3 separate regions of the Mus musculus genome follow, and all the other regions are linked to region 1. A link is a loop called in an ENCODE intact Hi-C map of the cell type or tissue named here. Cell type or tissue: left cerebral cortex. All regions are shown on one strand.

Evidence for each region. Hi-C counts contacts between places; a loop is a spot of excess contacts. Peaks named below come from ENCODE experiments on the same cell type or tissue, not always from the same donor. Only the 100,000 strongest peaks of a DNase experiment are listed, where the experiment ranks them.
Region 2: it touches region 1 in a loop (18-fold over the local background); 3 of 42 quality-filtered maps call a loop at or near these places.
Region 3: a loop joins it to region 1, with 3 times the contacts of the local background. A loop is called at or near these places in 3 of 42 quality-filtered maps.

Annotation. Positions count from the first base shown.
Region 1 is chr4:70,182,886-70,190,885 of GRCm38, forward strand. No RefSeq gene overlaps it. Among named protein-coding and RNA genes, the nearest start is that of Cdk5rap2, 220 kb to the right of the region's middle. In left cerebral cortex, no CTCF peak of the experiment used is centred here; DNase peaks (open chromatin) are centred at 3,305 and 3,830; H3K27ac peaks cover 1,476 bases.
Region 2 is chr4:70,256,698-70,264,697 of GRCm38, forward strand. Cdk5rap2 (CDK5 regulatory subunit associated protein 2) reads right to left here. Exons shown (of 37, transcript NM_145990.4): 25 at 7,794-8,000; 26 at 638-686. Among named protein-coding and RNA genes, the nearest start is that of Cdk5rap2, 150 kb to the right of the region's middle. In left cerebral cortex, a CTCF peak has its summit at 3,136 (motif pointing right); DNase peaks (open chromatin) are centred at 415, 581, 1,736, 2,311 and 4 more places; H3K27ac peaks cover 2,841 bases.
Region 3 is chr4:70,032,387-70,040,386 of GRCm38, forward strand. No RefSeq gene overlaps it. Among named protein-coding and RNA genes, the nearest start is that of Cdk5rap2, 370 kb to the right of the region's middle. In left cerebral cortex, a CTCF peak has its summit at 3,863; DNase peaks (open chromatin) are centred at 358, 591, 826, 3,732 and 2 more places; H3K27ac peaks cover 379 bases.

The DNA.
Region 1 (8,000 bases):
GTCAGGTGCAAGTCATACGACTTAGCTGCAGTCCCTGGCGCCTTTGGGACTGCCGCCACACCCGCTCCCCACATTCCCCTTTTTCACAGAGGCATTTTTTTAATCTTCCTTCCCACTTGATGGTCATTACTATCTCCAGGCAGCTAACAAGGAAGAGTCCATTCTCTATTTCTGTCTTAGGGTTTCTATTGCTGTGAAGAGACACAATGACCACAGCAGCTCTTACAAAGGAAAACATTTAATTGGGGCTGGCTTGCAATTTCAGAGGTTTAGTCCATTATTAATTGTTATAGAAGAAGTATGGTGGTGTATAGGCAGGCATGGTGCTGAAGAAGGAGCTGAGAGTTCTACATCTGGATCAGCAGGCAGCAGGAAGAGAATGCCATACTGGGCCTGGCTTGAGTATCTGAGCCCTCAATACCACCCCACTCCTTGTGACACACTTCCTCCAACAAGACCACACCTCCTCACTCCCTATGAGCCTATGGGGACAGTTTCTTTCAAACCACCACACCCTCCTGATCTATTCCAAAACACTCTCTCTCCCCTCATCCATAGAATGGCCAAGTGATTTGAAGATCTTATAATTATCCATACACCCACAGCTCTTCCCTCTTTCTCCCACACATTATAGCTCAAGCTCTCGTTCCACCTACAGTCTCCTCCAGCAAGTCTCAGCTGGTCTCAATGAACCTGATCTACTTTCTGTTGCCATCATAAAATATCCTAAGAAAAATCAATATAGGAGAAGAAAGGGTTTATTTAGTTAATAATTATAGGTTACAGTCCATTGTGGCAGGAAAGTCCTGGAAGCCAGAATTTGAGACAGCTGGTCACATCACATACAGTGTTGAAGGTAGAGAAAAGGAATGTACACATGCTGACAACTTGCTTTCTTGTTTTGTTTATACTTACCTAGCAGTCTTTACTCTTACATAGTTTAGAGCCCCCAGCCTAGGGAAATGGTGCTTCCCACAGGGCCAGGGTCTTCCTATGTCAATGAGCAATTAGACACATGCACCAGACACACACATAGGCCAACCATATAGAGATAGGTCATCTATAATGATAGTTCATCAATAAAGATAGTCTCTTCTCAGGGGAGATTCTAAATTGTGTAAAGGAGACACGTAGAAACTGACAACAGATGCACACAAAGGCTAATATCCAGACATTATAATATTATGTATATAATATTATGATAATCAATTATTCCTAATAACCAAAATGGTTCCTTAAAAAATATGAACCAGAGACATGTGCATATGGACACAAACTATTTTTTGCATAGTCTTACCCTTCTACAGCGTAGGTTTTCTCAAAAGCAAACTAGATATGATATCTCAGCGTGGCCTAGCTCAGTAGATGGCTACTGAGATGTAAAGAGGTAGGGAAACTTTGGACTTAAGTATGTGACTTCGGAGTATGCAGCTTGGCAATCTGCTGTATCTTGTGTCACAGAGACACAGTAATGGACAATGGCTAAGCCATCAGAGACAAGCAGTGACAGGACCAAACTTGGGATTTTAACTTCCAATCGTGCTGACTATTGAAAGTTCTTGGATACCCATAAGGATCCCTTTGTTAGCTAAGGAGCCTGATGCATGAGGGTCAAAGCTCTGGTGAGCTAGGTCCAGGGTAGAGACAAGGAAATGGCAGGACTCTAGACCTATTTGGAGTTCAGGAAGAGCTTTGTGGAAGAGGAGACATCTAGTTGGAATCTGACAACTAATGTGAGTTGACCAATAAAAAGATCATGAGCACAGGTGGGAGCTACCTCCGATCCATGGTGGCAGGGGTATAAATGAGAGGAAGAGAAAAATGCCACAGGGAGGGAGAGCATGAAGCTTCCAACTCAGCCCCATGGAAAGCCTCCAGATAATGAGTAGGGTGCAAAAGTGGGGCAGTTGGAGACATTAGAGAAAGGGAGAAGGTACAGCTGGGATGGGGCAGTCATTTCAGCTCACATGCTCCCCAGTTGTATGCCCAAATAGCTTGTCCTGGCCTCCCCATCAAGGCATGCTCTTTGTCCAGCCACTCATAAGCTATGTACCTGCTCCCTGATGGCAAACATTGTGAGCCCTGAGCAGGCTGGAGAGACTGCCATTCCTACTTCAGGGAGATCTGAAGTGAGGCATCACACTGGATCACAGGAGGCTTGCGGAGTGTGCAGTAGAGGACTGGGGATATGAAAAACTGCGTTAAAAAGACATGGTTTCTCATCATTCCTGAAACACCAGGAGGAATGGGTTAGGTGTCAGGAAAGAAAGCTGAAAGAGGACAGAGCAGAGTAGGGAAGCAAGAAAGGGGGTCATTGAAGCAGCTCCGAAAGAAAGGCAGCCAGGTAGAGAAGATGAAGGTAAGAGGGAACACTCCAGTAATTCTGGAGGTCCAGAGGTCCTGCAAATAAGAATGTGTGGATAGGTGTTTGGGAGGGAAGAGTCAAAGTAGATGAAAATTGCCTTAGTGGCAGAGCCTACCCTTGGCCCCTGACCTGGGTGCTTATATATTCCCTCCTTACCAAGAGCCAACAAAGGAAATGTTTCCATGGTTCCTATTTTCCAGAGTAAGCTGAGACCTGGAGAGTATAAATTACATACCCAAAGCACTCAACAGAATGCAGGGAGGAGAGAAGAGCTGCCTTCAAGCACAGAGCCCAGTGGTTAAGGACTTAGGTACTTGTGGCCCTAAGGGCTTTACCTTACCTTACTAGGCTCAGCTGGGTGTACGGTCCCCCAACTGTATTTGGGCAAACAAAACCTGGTAACTCTTGTCTCTATAATTCTGCAGTTAGATGTGTTTTGACAACTGATGTCTCTTCTCCCCTTGTCTTGCCTATAAAGTGAAGGATGCCATTCAGCACAGCTGGGAGGAGCTATGCTCCAAACCCAAAAGAAATCTCTTTCAGCCTCTCTCAGAATTCAGTATGCCTCCTCAACAAGGTGTTGTCTATCCTTTTGCATCTTACTTAAGCTGTTCGTGAACTCAAGGGAAAGAATAACCTGGATCATCCAGTCCTGTGAGTCTCTCATTACCTAGTGACAGAGAACAGATGAGACTTTCTATGGAATGTGGATGACTTCTTTGTGTCCATCTATAGGAACATTCTCATATGCATCTTAAGCTGCTATACTTGGCTACTTCTCACCCCAATTTCTTTACCTTCCCCCCCCAAATTAAAATGTGTATATACTACTTGAAATTCCATCCTTCCATGGGAACATTTTGGTGAGCATAGCTCCAGATGGGCATGGGACAAAAAGGATCCTTTTCTAAAAGTGAGAGCCTATAATTGACTCAACTACATAGCGTGAAGAGCTCTTCCTGCCAATGACTCTTAGTCCTGTGACTCACTGTTCCATAATGGGGGTGACCGTCACTTCTTTAGACATATCCCCACTTCATGCATTCAGGGTCTTTTTCAGAATTATAATTATAAAACAAGCAGCTGGAGAATCCCTAGTGTGATCATTTTTTTTTCAGTTGGTGTGATACTGTGTTCACAAAGATTCTTCGAAACAGTTTCTTACTTTTTTCCTTAGTCTGGCAATACCCTTTTAATATTCTGTAAGTGATTAGCAAATCTTTGGAGAGACAAAAACATGTTTATAAAACAAAACAGATGCTTTAAATGTATGTTTATCAAAATAATGGGATGCTTCTTCACCATAGAAAGGAATGAAGTTCCCATATATGATGTAACATGGGTCAATGTAGAAAGCATGCTATGATCTAGGATCTAGCATCACCTTGGAGACAAATCTCTGGGCATGTCAGTAAGAAGCTTACAGATTGCATTAATTGAAGTGGGAAGACACATCCTAAATGTGGGCGGTACCATCTCATGAGCTAATGTCCCAGACTGTATAAAAAGCTGAGTGCTAGCATTCATCCCGCTCAGCCTCCTGGCCGCAACTGCAATGCAATCAGCTGCCTCACCCTCTTGCCTCTATGACTTCTCTGCGATTATGCACTATACCCTTAAACTAAGCCTCTTAAGTTGCTTTTGTTGGGTGTTTTGTTACAGTATCAAGAAAAGTAACTTGTGTACACGAAATAGGTGCCTCTATTTACCTGAAATGTCCATCACAGGCCACCCTGTCATAGATAGAGTACACTGAGCCATCTTCGGGCTGAGATGTATAAAGCAGGAACTTTGAAGGGTGATGACTGAAATGTATTGAGCTTTCTTCTGAGAAGAGAACATTAGATAATTTGGTGTGATGGCTTCCCCGTGTACTATGGACACACACATTTTAGCTCGGTGGGTCATATGGTATAGGAAATATATGCCAATGAAACTGTATGAAGTGGGAGAAGCTCTGCGGGGAAGTCTGGCTTGAAATGACCAATTCTGCTGCCATCCAGGCTCATATTCAGTGCTTTGAGTTGGCCCACCCCAATATGAACTCCATCTACTAGTTGCTGACATGCATGAAGGTTCCTGCTGAACCAAATGACATCACTGAATAGGGCCAGTCCTAGGTATGTCATTCAGCCCCCAGTTTTGAACTGCTACAGCATAAAGCCAGCTTGCCTTGAGAGTAGACTGGAGGGGGGTGTGTGGTGGGGAATAATGGTGCCACCTTCAGGCTATAGGCACAAAGGTAAGGATGGGCAAACGTCAGGGAAGCAAACATTGACAGCAGGGAGGTGTGCAGCAGACTGGAACTCACAGTGAACCTGCCCCTGGATATCTGGTCTTACCACAAGACTACCCTGACTCTGGACAACAATAGGCTATATGAGATGAGTCCCAGCAATGGTCCAGCATTTATGGTGCATCAGAAACTAGAAATCATGAACCAGACCAACAGCTCATTATAATGAATATTTTTATGTAAAGCTGTTTGATCAAAACTAATATGTGTATCTCTCTCTCTCTTTCTCTCTCTCTCTCTCTCTCTCTCTCTCTCTCTCTCTTTCTGTGTGTGTGTGCGCGCGTGTGTGTACTGTGTACCACTCTGCAGTTTCCAATGCCACTACAATGAATGAATATGTGATGAAGAGGTGAAAAATGTAGAGAAACAGAGAGATGCGTTTATGGTGGAGAGAGATGGAACTAGAGACTTGATGGTGATGACAGGTTTGAGAGAAGGCTGAGTGTTACCACTGAGGGGCATGTGGATGTTTGTAGTCTATGCTGCTGCCTGCAGCCATTGATGTGGGCGGCTTGTACGGCCACCTAAGACCATATTGATGTCTATAGTCCATGCTACTAAGGTCATGTCTAGATTCATGGTACTGCTTTGTCTTGGAGCTATGTTGATGTTCATGGCCCATGTTACCAGTGAGGACTTTGCAGATGTCCATGGTTTATGCAGCCACCCAAGGTGATGTTGATGTCTGTGGCCAGTGCTGCTGACTTGGGTCATATTTGGGTCTGTGGTCCTACTGTAAACACAGCCACGTTGATATGTCTTACTTCCACCAGAGTCCATTCTGAGGTCCATGGCACATGCTGATGCCTAAGACCATGTGGATGTCCATGATCCATGCTCTCACTGGCTGTAAAGGGCAAGGAAGTTCCTTTTTCAGTGGCATCAATGATTGCAGACATACAGTTGAGAAAGAGGAACATAGAAGGCTTCTGTGACAACCCCTATCCCTCCAACCCACCTACCCTCCCAAAAGCAATAGCCTAGACAGGAAACTGAGGGACATAACTCTTAAAACTTGTGATAAGGAGGTGAAGTGTAGCTCTCTATAACGGATGGCTTTCTGGCAGGGGCATAGAAAGGGAAAGCATCAGTTTTCTTTAAGTAGCTGGGTACAGGGAGTTTGACCATGCTTCAGTGAGTATATAAGAAACACAAATTGGACTTGTGAGATTTCTCCTCCTCCTCCTCCTCCTCCTCCTCCTCCTTCTTCTTCTTCTTCTTCTTCGACAAAGGAAAGACACACGTATGGGCGCAGAACTGGAAGGATTGGAAAGTGAGTGATATTGGGGTGCATGATGTAAAAATCCTGAATAATGAATAAAAGTATTATGAAGGGGGAAACTGTTGTAAAGAAATATAATAACTACAAACCAATGCCCAGGAACCTGACAGGAGTCAAAGGGCCAGTTAAAGACAGTGAGAGAATGAGGGACATTTCAGGGCCCCATCAAAGGTTTGAAAGCATAGGCAATATTCCCAGCCCCATCTTCTACAGTATGTGATTCCCACAGCTCTAAAATGAGACCATAAAGCAGGTGGCACCTTCTCCAGGGATTATGTTCTCAGCCTTACATGGCCTAGAACTCTGGACATATCTACCTTGTATCATTTTCCTAATAGTCACTAACAAAAGTCCGGAGGTAAGAGGCAGAGCAGATGGAGGACACCAGGAGAACATCACCCTCTAAATCAACATGAGCAAAGCTCATAATTCACAGAGACTGAAGCAGCATGCACAGGGCCTGAATGGGTCTGCAAAAGTCCCCTGTATTTATACTATGGCTTCCAGTTTAGTGGTTTTATGGGTCTCCTGAGTGTTTGAGTGTGCCTTCTCTTGGGCTCTTTTCTTTTTAGTTTGTTTTGTCCAACTTCAATGTGATAGACTTTGTTTTATCTTATTATATTTTATTTTGTTATATTTATATTTGCCCCTTCTTAGAATTGGGAACAAAACACCCATGGAAGGAGTTACAGAGACAAAGTTTGGAGCTGAGACAAAAGGATGGACCATCTAGAGACTGCCATATCCAGGGATCCATCCCATAATCAGCCTCCAAATGCTGACACCATTGCATACACTAGCAAGATTTTGCTGAAAGGACCCAGATATAGCTGTCTCTTGTGAGGCTATGCTGGGGCCTAGCAAACACATAAGTGGATGCTCACAGTCAGCTATTGGAAGGATCACAGGGCCCCCAATAGAGAAGTTAGAGAAAGTACCCAAGGAGCTAAAGGGATCTGCAACCCTATAGGTGGAACAACAATATGAACTAACCAGTAACCCCCAGAGCTCGTGTCTCTAGCTGCATATGTATCAGAAGATGGCCTGGTCGGCCATCATTGGAAAGAAAGGCCCATCGGTCTTGCAAACTTTCAGTACAGAGGAATACCAGGGCCAAGAAGTGGGAGTGGGTGGGTAGGGGAGTGGGGGGAGGGTATGGGTGACTTTTGGGATAGCTTTGGAAATGTAAATGAAGAAAGTACCTAATTAAAAAAAAGAAAAAATGAATGAATGAGAATGAATGAATGAATGAGAATGAATGAATATCTAGCCAGTAGGGTAAAGGTTAACAACTAAACTGTCATTTATATCTGTGTGGAAAGGAAATATCAGTTGTCTCCAGTAGAGTGACACTAGGTATATCAACCACTCCAAGACAGGGTTCATGTTCAGAAATCATTTATCAACATATGATGGGCTCCACTGGGTTTTGTGTGGGTGTGCTTTTATTTGGCTACAATTTAGAGGTTTTGTTTTGTTTTTGTTTTTGTTTTTGTTTTTGTTTTTGTCTTGAGTGGTATTTTATTGTTTCCTTGGTTTTGAGGACTTTGTTGCTGTATTGGGATTTTGTTTGTTTCTTAACGTTGGGGAGGGAGGGAGGGAAAGAGAATCTGGAAGGATTTAAGGGAAGAGAAGAATAAGATCAAAATAATTGAAATTGGAAAATTGTTTTAAATAATTATAAAACAGAAAGCAGGAAAGGAAAAAAGAGAAGAAAACAGTGAAAAGGAGAATAAAGGCTCTTAGAGTTCTGTGCTGGGCAGTGGATATTTGCTATTACATAAGGGCCCTCTACTTGAAAGTGAATATGATTAAATGCCACAAAATTCACAACAACGTGGCTGCTACAATATCTACAATGATCATATGATGCTATCATCAAACCTAAACAACTAGAGAACAAGAAAATGGCAAACAATAGCCACAAGCTGACAGGTCACCCCAGAAGTCCAGGAAGTTGTCACACTCCAAAACTCTGCTTCTCTACTAGGCCTCCACGAAATGAAGGCTCAGTTCCCATTTCCTACCTCTAGGATGCTGAGTAAATGAACTCTGCC
Region 2 (8,000 bases), 74 kb after region 1:
TGCCTTGTGGCCTTAGAAGCAACAAGGGTAATTTCCAGTTGGTGCTAGATATAGCTGTCTTTGAAGAGGGGTGAGCCAAATGGGAAAGTAGTGCAAACCACAGTTAAGTGCCTCATGTAACTATGTCAAGTGACAGGGCAAGAACAGCTGATCTTGAAACAGAGAGAAACATGGTGTTGGCGAGATGTGTGGTCATTTCTGCTCCAAGGAATGGCTTTCCTACTGCTCGGTGGCAGAGTACCGAGCTATGCAGAGCCGTAGTCAGGAGAATAAGGAGCCATGGGGGAGGAAGAAGGTAGGAGGTTGAAGGAAAGGGAAATAAAACAAATCAGCTGACATGTGTAAGTGCCAGGCTTAGGACAGTGGAACCATCAGTCACCTACAGGAAGATCTGCTTGCAGTCACTGACAGAAATACCACACACAAGTCACCTGAGCCTGAGGTGAAGCTGCAGGATCTACAGTGGTGCATGCTGCTTGTTTGGTGTGTGGCCACGGTTGGTCCTGTGGGTATTGGTGCCTTGTTTACAAGAAGCAGCAACGTTACAGAAAGAAAGGGAGCTTTAAGTTAAAAGGACTTGCAGGAAATCCGAGGGTGGACAGTCCTGGGGTTTTCTTAGCAGCTGCTACACACTCACCCCTTGAGCAGTTCATTCTGGGGATGTGGTTCCACTCTGGCTGATTTTCCTGGAAGCAGAGAGAACATCAGAGGATGAAAACAGTTTTCAAAACGGTTTGCTGGCACTTCCTTGTCCAGGTATTTGCAGAGCCATGGACCTGTCAGTTTCAGCTGAGTTTACTCATACTAGCTCCTCAGGAACTGGGTCCAGATAACTGGACTCAACTTAGGAAGCGGCCACAACGGTCTCTCTGAATGCTGCTCCTTCCACTCTCTAAACACGGTAACAGCAGGGCCTAGCTGCAAAGGCCTGTCATCCTAGCTATTTAGGAGACCAAGGCAGGAGGGTCCTAAATTCAAGTTGGTTCAAGCAACTTAGTAAGACTGTTTCATAATAATAATAATAATAATAATAATAAAAAGCACAAGATATGCTACTAGATCTAAGGAAACAGCTTAGTCAGTAAAGTGCCATACAAGCGTTAGGACCAGAGTTTGCTCCCTAGCACCTACTAATATATATTTGTATGTATATGTGTGTGTGTGTGTGCATATATATATATATGTATATATATATACATATATATATATATATACATATATATATATATATGCAGCAGCTTATGTCTAGAATTCCAGCCCTGGAGAGAGGGAGACAGAAGATCCCCAGGCCGTCTTCTTGGACAGGCAGTCTAGAAAAACCAGTCATCTCCAAGTTGAATGATACGGAAGATAGGGAAGACATGTAACATCAACCTCTGTCCTCTACTCCAGCAGCCCCTACCTTACACTTACACATACATACACACACACACACGCGCGCGCGCGCACACACACGCACCTGCACAAACACATGTATACACACATGAGCAGGTACATACACAGATACAAAATTTTTATAGGAGGGCTAGAGAGCGACTGTAGTGGTGCACAGGTTAGTGGTACGGTACAGCACAGGTGAAGTTCTGGGTTCCATCCCTAGTACCATAGAACATAACACAAATATCCTGTGGCACTAGAAAAATATATGCTCACCATGGGGAGTGAGCAATAGAATTATAAAGCCTCCTCTTCCCGCCCCTCCCCCGAGCTGGCACGCTCTTGAACTGCCTTCTGTTCTCTCCTCCAGGCATGTGGGCAGAGATGATGCTGACTTCATTTTTGCACAACCCATTTTAGTATATGCATTTCTCCTACTAAGTTTGCTTTAGAGACCTCCATTGTGAAGATCATGCTAACATTCTATGGCAGGAACACGTGGACTGTATCTTGCAGTTCCCTAGTGGGTATTTAGGTCATCTCCAAATTTTCATTTTAGTAAATAAATGACACAAATATATCTGTGCACACGGCTTTATCTGCATTTAAATTATTTCCCTAGGAAAGACGCTCAGAACTGGGATTAGTGGGGAAAGCAGTATTGAAAAGTGCAGTTGAGTGCAGTTGAAAAGGCCACTGTCGACAGCAGGGGAAATGACTAACAGAAACAACAAAAGAAAACAAAAATAAAGCACAGGATGCTGTTGGGAGAAAGACGCTGTGCTCTGTTCTTGCGTGTCATCGTTTGAAAGGATGCACAGGCCCAGATTTCAAAGCAACTAACAACTTTATTTTAAAAATACTTCAAAACTCTGGAAATTGCAGACCAGGATGAGCTCTTTGAAGAAACTGATGCATGGCTAAAGAAGAAGATAAAAAAGCCCTTCTTTCGTTGCCTTGAAAAAGGAGACTATAATTAGACTGTCCCCACAGTGCTCTAAACTCCCAAAGGAAAAGTCCCAAAACATCCCCGGTAAGGAAAAAGAACACCAGAGCGAGTGGGTTTGTTTCTCATCGGGATTCAGCTTACAGTTCTCACAGGGGGGCCTGCGTGGCAGGCAGGCTCCATCTCTACCCCGGCAGGTCACCACATACCTGCTACTGTACAGCACTGTTACCCTCAGAAAAAAAGACGCATGGACCCAGTGTGGAGGCAGCAGCCCTGAGCACAATGACTTTAGAATGGACTCTCCGCCTTGGGTTCACTATAATCCTACAGTACCAACACTTGCTTCCACTTTACAGCAGGAAGGGCAAGCCCGAGGCTCTGCGCTCTATTCTCACCTTACTGCAGGCTACAGCTCAGAAGCGAGCAGGGTCATGGCAGGTACAGTCAACACTCTATGCCTGGATTTTCTTGGTCATATCTTTCCCATACTAGGGAGACTCTGTGGCTTCCAGAGGTTGGCTGTCGACCAGCCTGGTAGATGCTCTCACGTCTCTAGTGCGTGTCTATGTGTGACTTCTGTACAACTCGTCAAAAGGAGGAAGTCATAGTGACTAAGCCAGATCTCAAAGCCCCAGAGTGAAGGATGGTCCCTAATGGGTCAGGCACCTATCTTCTGAAGGAACAGCCTAGTTGGCACTGGGGCTGCTCACCAGCCTTCAGCTGATGAAAAGCCTCCAACCTCAGACCTCAAGACAGGCCACCAGCCAAGCCTTGCCACCAGCTAGAAGCTACATAAGTACCGCCAAGCAAACACAAGATGGCAGCCTGCTCCATGGGGATCACTGTACACTGAGAGTCATTTCCTTCAGGCACATAGCAGATGTCTTTGGTCTGGGATAGCTGTAAGCATCCTGAGCCTCCCAATCATGAGTACATCTTAAAACCATCAAAGATCTGGACTCATGCCCACAGAAGCAAGTGTCTCAGTGCCACCAACAGAGTGAGCTCTCTCACTGTTAAATAAAAGATCTTTTGAGTAGCTTGTATTACATCCATCCATTCCTCTATCACAATAGGGTCCTTTTAAAGTGAAGTGACAAATGGCCGTCATTTGGGGATTCATGAGGGGATCGTAACCACTGATAAACTGAGTTTCTTGGTGGAAACTGCCTCCACATAGGTGGCAGGAGACCATCTGTCAGCTATGGCAGGAGCTTGGGATGCACAGCATGAAAGCACTGTTTCCAGCTCTCTGGCAAACCTAAGAACTGTGAGCTCATGCAGTGAGGGAGTATCATGTTTTAAAACAGACATCAAAAAAAAAAAAAAAAAAAAAAAAAAAACCCAGCTTTCCCTTTCTTGGGTGACAAACAAGAAGACCACAGTGAGAATGTGACTTGTGAATGGCTAACCAGACTGTCGCTTGCTGCTCTTCAGAAGCCTCTTTTGGCACACAATTTCTCACCACGACTCGACATGATCCCCGTACTCAAACCCAAGTTCCTGGTGTCTCCAACTCCAGGCCATTCTTCTTCTCTCCTTTCGACCACGGCTCCTCTCAGGAGCCTGGCACACACCGAGGATAGAAGGGTGGATGCAGAGCTGTCCGGTCTGTCCTCGGTGAGCTCACCTCCAAGGAGACAGTTACAGGGTGTGGGGATGAGGGACAGTGTGGTAGCGGTGAAGGCAAACACAGTCCAGTATCAGCCAGAGGGGAAATTAGAGGTGGGGGATGGAGGGAGCTTTGTGCCTCTCCCCTCCGCCCCAAGGTTCATTTGTTTGCTTTTAAGGCAAAAATCTTCTATGTATCCCAAGCCAGCCATACACCCACAATCTTCTTCCTCAGCCCTGCTTGGGATGATAAACCTGTGCTACCATGCCAGGCATCTGGGCTTCATCTCTGAAGCAAAAACCATTCTATACAGAGGAGGTGATTCCATGGTGACAGGAGTCAGACCCTTTGTTTAACAGCCTGGGACACTGTTATCATCCATCCCTCCTCTCCTCTCCCCTCCCCTCCCCTCCCCTCCCCTCTCCTCCTCTCCCCTCCCCTCCCCTCCCCTCCCCTCCCCTCCCTCCTTCCCTTCCTCCCTTTTGTCTGAAGTTTTCCCTCTTCTCCCAGTCCTTCCCTTCATGGATCTCCCCTCTACCCTACCTCCCAATCCTCTCTTCCTCGATTTCTCTTCAGAAAAGGGCAGACCTCTCATGGATACCAACCATGGCAATATCAAGTTACAGACAGACCAGGTACCTCTTGCAATGCTTGCTGTCACTTCCCAAATGCTGTATGTTTCCAAGGGCAACACGAGACACTTAAAATAAGCTCACTTAATCCTTACAAACAACTCTGCTAAGGTAGGTGCTGCTACTTCCATAGAAGACATATGACCTTTGAAGTCGAATGACCCATAAACCAGGGTATTAACTCCAATATCTGACTCCAAAGGCCACTCTAGCTTCCCTCTGATAGCCTATACCACAAAGTCAGACTGACATGTGTGAGTTGCAGATAACCCAGAGTGAAGTACAGGAACAAGCTCTCTCTTCTATGGGGTGAACAGAGAGAGCTTTGAGAGGAGCGATACAATTTCTATAGAGAGTGAGTACAGCCTGGGTAGAAAGGCACTGGTCTGAGCAGTCAGAGAACGGGAAACGTGACAGGAACCTTTGGTCTCCACATCCAGCCTGACTCGAATGAGACAGGGACACAGATATCGAAGTGGTCTGAACCGGCTGTGAAAGAAAACCTCCAATTCGGACTCTGCCATCTCCTGTGTGACCTCTCATGCTCCTCACATGTATAGTTCCTCCTGTGCTGAGAATACAGCAAACATACAGTGAACGCCACCTTCCACATCCCTGCACTGGTTTTTCCATCACACCAGGGAAAGTCTTGAGAAGGAATGAGGAAAAGTGTCAAGGCAAAGGATCCTTAGTGACTGGCTTCTATTTAAGAGGCTAAACCTTGACAGCCATACCGAGTTCACTGAAGGGCTATCTCGGAATTGTCTCTGCAGCAATTCTAGCACTCTGCTCAATTACTGCATTCCTCATACCAGCGTGTCTCTGAAGACACCATGATGGGCTATGCTGGGAAACCCGACTGCAACTCCAGCTACAGATCTACTCCGTGTCTGAGTCTGTGGAAGATCTAAACGCTACAGACCTTCACTCTAGGAAAGTGAATGCTCCACAGCATCTTCCCAGTCCAGACCCCTCATGGGACCCTAAGTTTCCAGCTCTGCCCTTAGCAAGTGTCAAGAAAGCGCATTACTACCTACCCTACCCTGCGGCTTAGATTCTGCCAACCGAATGCTGTGACAGAAATAGCAAGGATGCACTGAGATTCCAAGTCAGTGTTCTTTACAACGGTCCCCAAATGGACACAACCTAAGCGTCCATCCCTTGGGAATCATCAAATAAGGCAAGGGACATTTATATAGAAAATGTTCTGCAGCCACTAAAGCTTAATGTGTGTTATCAATCACTGAGCAAAGGGAAAGGTTGCAAAGAGTCCTGTTGCTATATAAAAAAAAAAACCCACATTTCTAAAGGGTCCAGGCACAGAAACTCGGAGACTGCCCATGCACGGCTACACAAATGATACAATCAGGGTAGTGTCTGCCTAGCTATCATTCCACAGGAAACATGCTTGGTATTACTTTTTAAGGTCTATATTTAAATGTTTGACAACCTTTGCCATACACCTACTTTACATGCCAATTACTTTATTGTAAATCCAGATCATAATGCAAGAGCCAGACTCCTACCATGGAATCCAAGAAATATCAGTCTCTGTGCCTCTTTTTCTTCCCTGCATAGGGAGGAAGCTGCAGTGAGGTTCCTGTGGCCTTTGTACCTCGAAGAAAGTGAGGTTCTACACGTGCCATCTGCTAGCTCTGAATGTTCCTACCTCCAGAGGAAACAACAAGCGGGATGTTTGTCAGATTCTGGCTGAGAGCGAAGACATTGAGCAGCCAGCTGAAGAGGGAGAGGAGCTGGTGCCAGAGGCAACTTTCCCCTCACCTCCCTGGCCAAGGCCAGGGCCAGGACCAGCTGAAGAAAACACAACAAAGCATTATGGGCTTGGTCAATCCAGTTTTATCTGTCTGACACCCACTTCCTTCTGCACTAGTAAGTGAAAGTGAGCTTATTTAGACCGCATGGTCCAGAGAGAACAGCCTTTATCAAGCTGCATATAGGCCAGTGCTCCTATACCCTGATCCTCAGGGCTCTTAGGGAACAAATGCCAGGAAGCCAGTCTATGACAGGTCTCTAGGAAAACCACTAATGGCTATCAGATGGGGGAACTACCCTGTGTTTATCCTGGAATTAAACTGTACATACAGGGACCAAGGTGAACTATCGGTTCTCTGTGAGTGGAGGCAAAAGAACAGTTAAATCTGGCATTACCAAGTGCCCTGTGTCTCTAGGAAACTTACTGCTTTGATTAAGGCCAGGTTCCTAACCTGCAAAGCACACAGATCTGAGGGTTTAGCCTCAATTTACCATTAACACATCTGACCAAAAGTACTTGGTCATGAGAACCACATGTCACTCATAAAGCCAAGTCCTAACAAAACCAAGAATGGTGGTTTGAATCAGAATGGCCCCCAGAGGACCAAATATTTGAATACTTAGCCAAAAGGAAGTAGTACTATTTGAGAGCATTATAAGGATTAAGAGGTGTGGATGTGTTGGAGGAAGTGTGTCACTGGGAGAGGACTTTGAGGTTCAAAGGCCTACGCCAGGCCAGTGTCGTACTCCCCAACCCCTACAAATAAGGTAGGTCTCAGCTACTGTTTGTACTCTGCCATTTTCCCCACCATGATGACAATGGACAAAACCTCTGAAATTGTAAACAAACTCCAAATAAATGCTTCCTTTTTCACAAGAGCTGCCTTGGTCATGGTGTCTCTTTAAAGCAACACAACAGTGACTATGACACTGAGTTATTGTCCAATTCCAAGAGCACTGTGATGCTCCAACCAAGTAATGTCTACAATATCAAGAATACAAACAGATCTAGCGGGAACAGACTTATGCGAAGAGATGAGTTGTAAAACCCCAGCATGGCCATGCATTCTCAACACAACCACAGAGAAGGTACTTCCTCTGGTGGACCACTCTACATACCATAAAACTGGACTCACTCACTCACTAACTCACTAGCTTCCTGACTATGAAAACCAAGAAAAATGGAGGAGCGGGGACAGTGATGTCGGTGAGTGACAGGACTGTTGCTGTCTTATGACAGAGATTGTCCAGGAGCACTTACCTAATAGGAGGGCTGAGAAAAACAAGGGGGAACAAGAGAAGCAAAGCGCAGGACTGTGAAGTAGAAGGCTGTTTCGGCTTAATGGCAGAACAGCCAGGTTTGTGTGTACAGCAAAGCCAACGAATCAAACCTGCTGGTGCCCACACCGAAGGAGCCGGAGAGTCACAGTGAGGGCCTCTACCTACGTACCATGGAGAAACAGCCTCTCCAGTTGCTCTAGCAGTCCAGCACACTGTGTCAGCTGCTCCCGGAAGCCCTCGGCCACGCAACTGTCCACATCACTGGCCTGCAGAAGCTCCTCAAACGCCTTGATCATGGTGCTCATGTGTTGACGGTAAATGACACAGATGCCATGGCTATCCTTAATTTGCTGTCGCTGAAGGGAGAGCTCCCTCG
Region 3 (8,000 bases), 150 kb before region 1:
ACTCATAGGTGCTCACCTATTGCAGGTCACCCCTCCTATTTCAGGTTTCCTTTCGTCTTCATGGTCAGTGTGAATTTCTTTCCTTAGATTGACTTTCCAAGGCAAGCGATTTGGGGAATTTTTTTTTTTAAGGCATGCACGTCTATTTGCAGCTCTAAAAGCTGATTTGTATTTATAGGGAGATTATTTTGTGAGATAAAAAAGTTGCTGAAACTACTATAGATAAAATCCATTTATTCTGAGATAAGATCTGTTGGACTTTCTACTACCAAAGTGTGGAAAGCAGGTGGTACTCCAGAAAAATACTCACAGATGGAAATGTATAAATGGTAATTCACCCAAAACAACTGCCACTGTGACTTTTAAAATATGATGCTGGTTTCTTTTTTGGACTAACACATTACATCGCAAATGGTGGAACTCCCCAGAAAATGAACGTTTGGTTAATTAGAGGTTAAACCCCTGGGGAAAGCATGGGTAGAGGAAAGAAGTTTGTTAATCACCATGAAATTTTAATATGTGTCCTCAGTGATTTGAGTGCAGAATCTATTGAAGAAAAGCCATGTGATGTAGCAGGGGACAGCTGTGCTAAGCTAAACCAATCCCACAGAAGGCACAGTCCTCTCCCTAGGTCCCCGTGATTACTCCAATGGATGCCTCAAAGGCTGGTAGAGATCGAATCATCCCTTCCCCAAAGCCACTCAAACGTTTTCTGCTTCTACTAAGTCCACACAGGTTACAATCAAAGTATAAAACAATGTGCCATGCACCTGGAGAGGTTGCTCAGTTAAAGTGCTTACTGTTCTTGAAGAAGACGTGGGCTCTATTCCCAGCAGACACATCAGGCAGCTCACAAGTTCCAGTAACTCCAGTTCCAGGGTATCCAAAATCCACTGTCCTCCGTAGGCACCTTCATGAATGTGATATCCATAAACTCACACAGGCACATGCACGGGCATGTGCCGAGTGTGCATGCATGTGCAGGATGTTCGTGTATATGTGTGTATGTGTGTATATGTGTGTGTGTCTATGTGTCTGTGTGAGTGTACTATGTCAACTTCACAGATGCTAAAATCATCAGATTGGAAGGTACCTTAACCCTTGGGGGTTCCCTGGGCCTAAATCTCCTACCAAAGATCGAGCACAGGCTGGACCTAGCCCCCCTGCACATATGAAGCATATTAGCAGCTTGGTTTTTATGCATGTTTCACAACAACTGGAATAGGGGATGCCCCTGAGTCTGTGGCCTGCCTACCTATGGACCCTGTTCCCCTAAGTACTCTGCCTTGTCTGTCCTCACTGGGAGAGGATGTACCTGGTTGTACAGGCTTGACTTAATGTTAGGGAAGTGGTAGTGTGAGGGGCTAACACCCTGAGGTGGACTCCCCCTTTGCAAAAGAGAAGGGGAGATTAAAACAGGGGGAAGATCTGTGAGAGGGGGGACTGGGAGGAGGTGGGGGTGATATTGGGGTGTAAAGTGAATAAATAAATAAATTTAATAAAAATAAAAGAAAGAAAATGCCTCCATAGGATTAGGTTGTAGGCAAGCCTGAAGAGCATTTTCTTTTTTAGTGACTGCTGGGGGAGGTTCCAGCTCATAGTGTATGGTGCCATTCCTGTGCTGATGGTCTTACGTTCTATAGGAAAACATACTGAGAAAGCCCTGAGGAACAAGTCAGTAATGGCTCTGTGGCCATTGCATCAGCTTCTGCTTCCAAGTTCCTGCACTTAAATTCCTGTCTTGACTTAATTGAATGATGATTGGTGATATCTAAGTATAAGGCAAATAAACCCTGCCCTGCCCAAGTTGCTTTGAGCATGGTGTTTCATCATGGCAACAGTGGCCCTAACTAGGGCACTGGTTAACTCTTCTCATCCTTAAAAGCACTTCTTAATGTCTTTACCACACAGTGAAGACACTCTCCCCCACTCATGCTCCTTTGTGTCTAGTTACTTTCCAGTTGCTGTAATAAAATATCCTGACAAAAGCAACATACTGGAGAACAGAAGTCTTTTTGGAGAGATATAGTCCATAGTAGGGGGAGACCTGGCAGCAGAGGACAAGACTGGGCTGGCTGGTCACACTGTACCCACACCTGGGAAACAGAATATGAACAGGAAGTAAGGCTGAGCTATGAGTCCTCAAGGAATGATCTCAGAGACCCATTACTCCATTGAGGCTTTACCTCCCAAAGGCTCACAACCTTCCCAAGCAGCGTCTGGACTATATGAGGATGAAGTGACCAAGCATGTGAACTTATAGGGAACATTTCATTCAATCCATACTTCTTGATCTGGATGTATTCCACTTTTGAAGGTCCTATCTTACCACAAATCACTTTGCGAGCGACTTAGTTTTACTCAGCCAGAAAGTCCTAAGTGCCTAGGTATAGTAAAAATATTTTAAAATCCTGGCATGGGGTTTCTTCCCACGTTAGACCACTTATGTTCCCAGATGAAACACACACACACACACACACACACACACACACACACACACACACACACAAAACCTTTATATTTTAATATGCCTTAAGCAATACAATAGCTATGCAGCTGCCTACCCTCCATGCTGTTAAAATCTACTTTCCTACTGATAACTCTGAGTTACTACTTATTAATCTCTGTCCTGCTCTTAATTACTATTTGCCAGCCCACATGGCCACTTTTTTGTGTCAGTTTTCCCATTGCAGCTCTTTTTCTCCCTCCCGCACATTCTTTCTATTCTATGGTAGCTTTTTTTTCCGCTCTCCTTCCTCTTCTCCCAAGCCTGGGAACACTAAATGCCACCTATGTCCCTTTTCCCCAGCTATTGGTTGCTGGCATCTTTATTTACCAATCAGAATTAACTGGAGGCAGTATCCCTCAGTGTCTTTCCTGCAGTCTCTCTCATCTTTGGGGCACTTTTGGGGGACCCAAATTATTGTGAGACTACAAGCAGCATTATGCCAACCCCCTATACATAGGGTTCAGTATTAAGTTTGGAGATGGCTCAGTTAAAGTGCTTACTGTTCTTGAAGAAGACCAGGCTCTATTTTCAGCAGACATACCGTGCAGCTCACAACTGTCTATAAACCCAGTTCCAGGATATCCAACATCCACTGCCCTCAGTGCCTAGGGCCCAGCATTAAGTTTGGAATAAAGTAGCTGATCAATAAACACTAGAAAAATGAATGGATAAATAACGCAAGAATAAATGGAGACAAGAAACAGAGCCAAAAACAAGTGGATTACTTTTTCTTCCACAAGACAGTCATGTCCTTCAGAACAATTCTTTATTTTGACTAAATCATAATCTTTCACTTATTCATTAAAAAAATTAAATATTCATATTCGCATTCCAGAATTTGTATGGATAAACTGAACTGAACGTGAAAACAAACTTGGTTCTTGCCTTTATGAACCCACTCTAATGGATAGACAATTGGGCAAAGATTTGTGAAATCATACCCAGGACTTTAGTGGATGCTATCCAGGGACTAATGATGACATCAGAGAATTCTGTTGCCTCTTCTGAGAGAAGAGGCTGCTAGAGGATCTCAAAGCTTTCCTCTAAGTAGCCACCCTTCTTGCTACAAGCTGCTTTACTGGAGCAGTTTTCACTCCTTTCCCCAGGGAAAGCTGCTATAATCTTGCCCTGCCAAGCTTCAGGTGTCTGATATAAAGACAGAATAACCTGAGCCCTCCCTCTGCCCAGCCCTGCCCCTCCTCTCAGAGGCACCATGCCCGGGAGTTGCACTGAGCCAATACCTCTCTTCACACATCTGCTTAGAGCCATCTGTTTTCAGAAAGTCACACCCTTACATGATCCCACTTCCTTAGGACTCAGCATCTTTCCTATAGTGGAAGGTAGCTGCCTCCTTGTGGGTCTTCTAAAGACATACCAGAGTCACTGTTGTTTATGGGGATCCACAGGAAACAAAGGGCAGTGTGAGAGTCATTTCTAAAGTTTCAGCTACAGCAGGGTTTTCAGTTTATCCCTAAAATTCTATTCTTTTTTTCTCTTTCTTTAAAATATGCTTTAAAATGTTTTAGGAATTCAATGTTCTGAATTTTGGGTTTTGTTGGAAGTCATAATTTTAAGACAGTATCACTGTATAGCCCCTTAGTAACTCAAAATTTATTGTGTAGTACTGACTAGCCTTGAACTTACACCAAGCCTCATGCTTTTTGCTTCTTATGCCTGCTTATAGTATTTAGAATCCACACAAATAAAATCCAAAGCAACCACAAACCCTTTTAGGTCCTTTAAAGGACAGGGAGCTGTTGGTACTGCACTACTCTGTAATACTCAAGACAGATAATATTGAAACATTGATAAGAAATTGGAAGCCCTGTGCAGTGTTACTGGGAGTGCTAGTGGGTATGGGAACAGGATACAGGACCCTCCTAACACCTGCTAAGTAATTACCCAAAAGAATGAAAACAGGATCAAGACTGATGGTGTGTATGCAGTTAATCCTAGTGCTCAGGAGGCAGAAGCAGGCAGATCTCTGATCTGAGGTTGAGGTTAGCTTGGTCTAGAGAGAGTTCCAGGACAGCTGAGGATGTTCAGAGAAGGCCTATCTCAAAGATCAAAAATATAATAATAATAATAATAATAATAATAATAATAATAATAATAATAATAGAAAGCAGGACCCAGACTCTTGTTAGCTATGTTTACTGCTGTACTACTTCCAACTGTCATGATATGAAAACAGCCTAAAATGTCTGTCATTCAGATGGATGGACACCAAATGGAAACGTGTACACACACACACACACACACACACACACACACGGTAGAGAGAGACCTCGCACTCCTGAGGGAAGTCTGGGGACACTGCCCACAGGGAACAAACTGATCCCAGAAGAACAGAGATTGCAAGAGTCCATGTCAATGATGTTCCCCATACAGTAGAACTCACAGAAGCAGAGAGTAGCATGGCCGGTGCCAGGGCTGGGGTAGGGGACAGCAAGAGTTGTCAATGTTTAGGCCAAAAGTTTCAGAATGTGAGTACACTGAATACATCTTAGTGATTTGCTTTATGCTATGCCCATGACTAACAATGCTCCCCATGAAAGATGGATGTAATCTCACAGAAGATGTTCTTACCATTATAAAATACAATCAAAAATAAATGTATGAGGTGGGAAAAAACAATGAAAACAAATTTTCTTTTTACAGTGGGGTGATAAAACCTAACACCACGAGTTCCAATTAAGACTTTAAATAAAATAAGAATTGCATGAAATCTGAGATGTTTTCAACTTTAAAAAATTCTGCCAAAAAATTGGAGCCTTGTATGAAAAACATAAATTGTTTTATATTTTTACGAAAGGACTCTTGGCTTTCACAAAATCCTGAAGTTGCAGATGAAAGCCTGCGTTTTACATGTGGGAAAACTGAGGCCTAGAATGGAGAAAAGATATCCCGAGGTCACACAGCCAAGAAAACCCAAAATGTGATGTTCAGCTGTCACACGTGTTTTTCAGGGAACTTGTCACCATCTCTCACTCTCTTGTGATGTCATAGAGGTCTCAAGCCTCAGGACCTGGCTGAGTTGCTGGAGAAACATGCAAGGTACAAGCTGGGTAGGCTGCTCCAACATAGTCTCTGATTCAGAGATATGAGGAGGATCCTGGCAACTGCATTTTAGAAAGACACATTACACCCCAGGAGCATCTTGGAACAGTCCCTTGATGAAGTCTGATATTGGAAGGCTGAGGCTTTGCTGTTGCAGAGTCACTGACAGCTGACCCACCTACCTATATCAGAGCCAAGTTCACCACCTCCCAAGAACATCTACCCATGAGAAATATTTCTCCTGACTACTGTCTCCAAGAAGTTTCTGTATGAATTCCACTTCCTTACCTATGTAAGATCAGTCTCTTGACTTTGCCTGGTTCTACTAAGGTATAGTAGATATTAAGCTAATACTTGTTTCATGAATAGAGAGGGAAGTCACAGAAATATAAACAAATCAAGCACAGATTGTAGATTTTAATGTGCCTGTGCATCTTAGATGAGAGGGCTACAGCAGATGTTCCAACTGACTGTGTAACACTGAATTATGCAAGCTTATCATGACTGGTCTCTCCTTGGCAGTGAACAAATAGAGTTTGCTGGCAAGGTGGCCTCAGGGACTGCTACAGCAGGAGATAAGAAATAAGAGGAAGGAAAGAGTGACTTTAGAAGGTCCAATAACAATACTCAGATGTGGGTAGTTCAGAAGAATCATGGGAGAAATATGAGGCCCACAATTTCGGGAGTGGCTGTCACATGGTCCAACCTGGTTGCATGTGAGAGGTGGTGTGTTTGGGGAGTGTTTAGTAACTGTGAGGTCAGAAGTATCTGCTTATTATCTGAATCTGCCCTCTCCTTCCCTGTGACCCTCTTAGACCAGTAGCTTCATGATACCTTGATCACAGTGATAGTCTACTGCTTCGAAGCAGTACCTTGTGTTCCCTCTGCCTGCATCCCTCCCGATGCACACTCTTCTTACCCAAATTGAGTTCTTTCCTAGATCTTGGCACCGTTTTTTGTGAAACCTTCTCTGATCGCCCTATATAAATGAGATGTCCTCAACACTCTTGCGGTTATTCTATAACCCCCTATATTCTATTTTGCACTTGGCAAAATAAGTAAATCCTCTACTTACTAGACATCACTGTATCCCTGAGTCCCTTACCACCTAGACCATGGGATCTATGAGGGAACCTAGAAAACCTTCCTTTCCAGTTCCTACTCGACAGTGCCTAAAACATGGTAAGCCATCACAAATCCATTTTATTTATATTTATTGAACTAATAAAGGCAAGTTTACTAGGGTGGGTAAAGGATAGTGACTCATTCTCTAAGTTAAAGCAGGTAGTGTAGGAAAGAGAGACAAATCATACAGAAAAGAGTGCTAGAAAGATGCAAACTGGTTGTGAAGGGAGAGTCAAGAATATTCTCGTATATGCTCCTGACTTAATTTTCAGCATTTAGAAGATACAAAAATATATACTTAAGCTGCAAACATTCTTCAAATTAATTGGAGACGTTTTACAAGACTCAGTTTTGGCCACATTCCTGACATAGGTGAGTCCGATTCCTTGTGTGTAGCTTCACACTACTTCCCGGTAATATAAGGGAATGACAGAATCCACCCCAAAGATACTGACCTTGCAGTATAACTAGCTGGGCCAACTGGGAGGTTAATTAATGTACCTACATGATTGGCTTGAGATTTTGCTCTGCTATAGGAGGATATAAGTCTTCTATGATCTTGGTTTTAGAATTAATATGTATGGAGTAGACCTAAACTTGATCAGAAGTTTAGAGTCAAACACTGAGCAAAATAGACTTGAGTGTGTGCGTGCAGATCTTGTGGACATCTCTGAAATCTGGGAGCTAGTCATCATGCAGACTTATTGCAGAGCAAATTTGCCTCATGTGAATGGTCAGTTTTCAAGTTTATGTATAGAGCCTTCAACTTTTCTTCCACATCGCTATGAAGCAATTAAGTCATATTCTTTCTCCTAAGGTTCACATTTTAAAAACAACAGTAGAGGTGGTCATTCCTATGGCCATGCAGCCTTGGGTGGTTCCTCTCAGGTTCTTACTCACCTGAAACCTTTGTCCTATACACTTCTCCCCAGAACGCTATCACCCTGCAGGAAATGTGGAGACATGTGAGAAGATGAAGCTTGGTACTTTCTTCAACCACCCTGCCAATCTCAGCTTTAGCAGGAAGTGAGCACCTGTTTGGTGCTAATGCGTAAATTCTCCAGAGGACTTTTGTCACTGGCCACCAAGGCACACATATCCCTTGATGTTTCAGATACTGGAAAAAGAAACATGCCCTTACTTTCACTATGCCATTCCAAGATCCTGACCCACAAAGTCTGTTGGCGCAATAATGTGATTCATACACTCCCTCAATCTTTGCAGTAATCTGTTAGAGGAAATAGTATCTGGGGCAGTAATCAATGGTTTTGTAGGTTTCTTCTTTCCCATGACAGCCATCACTAAG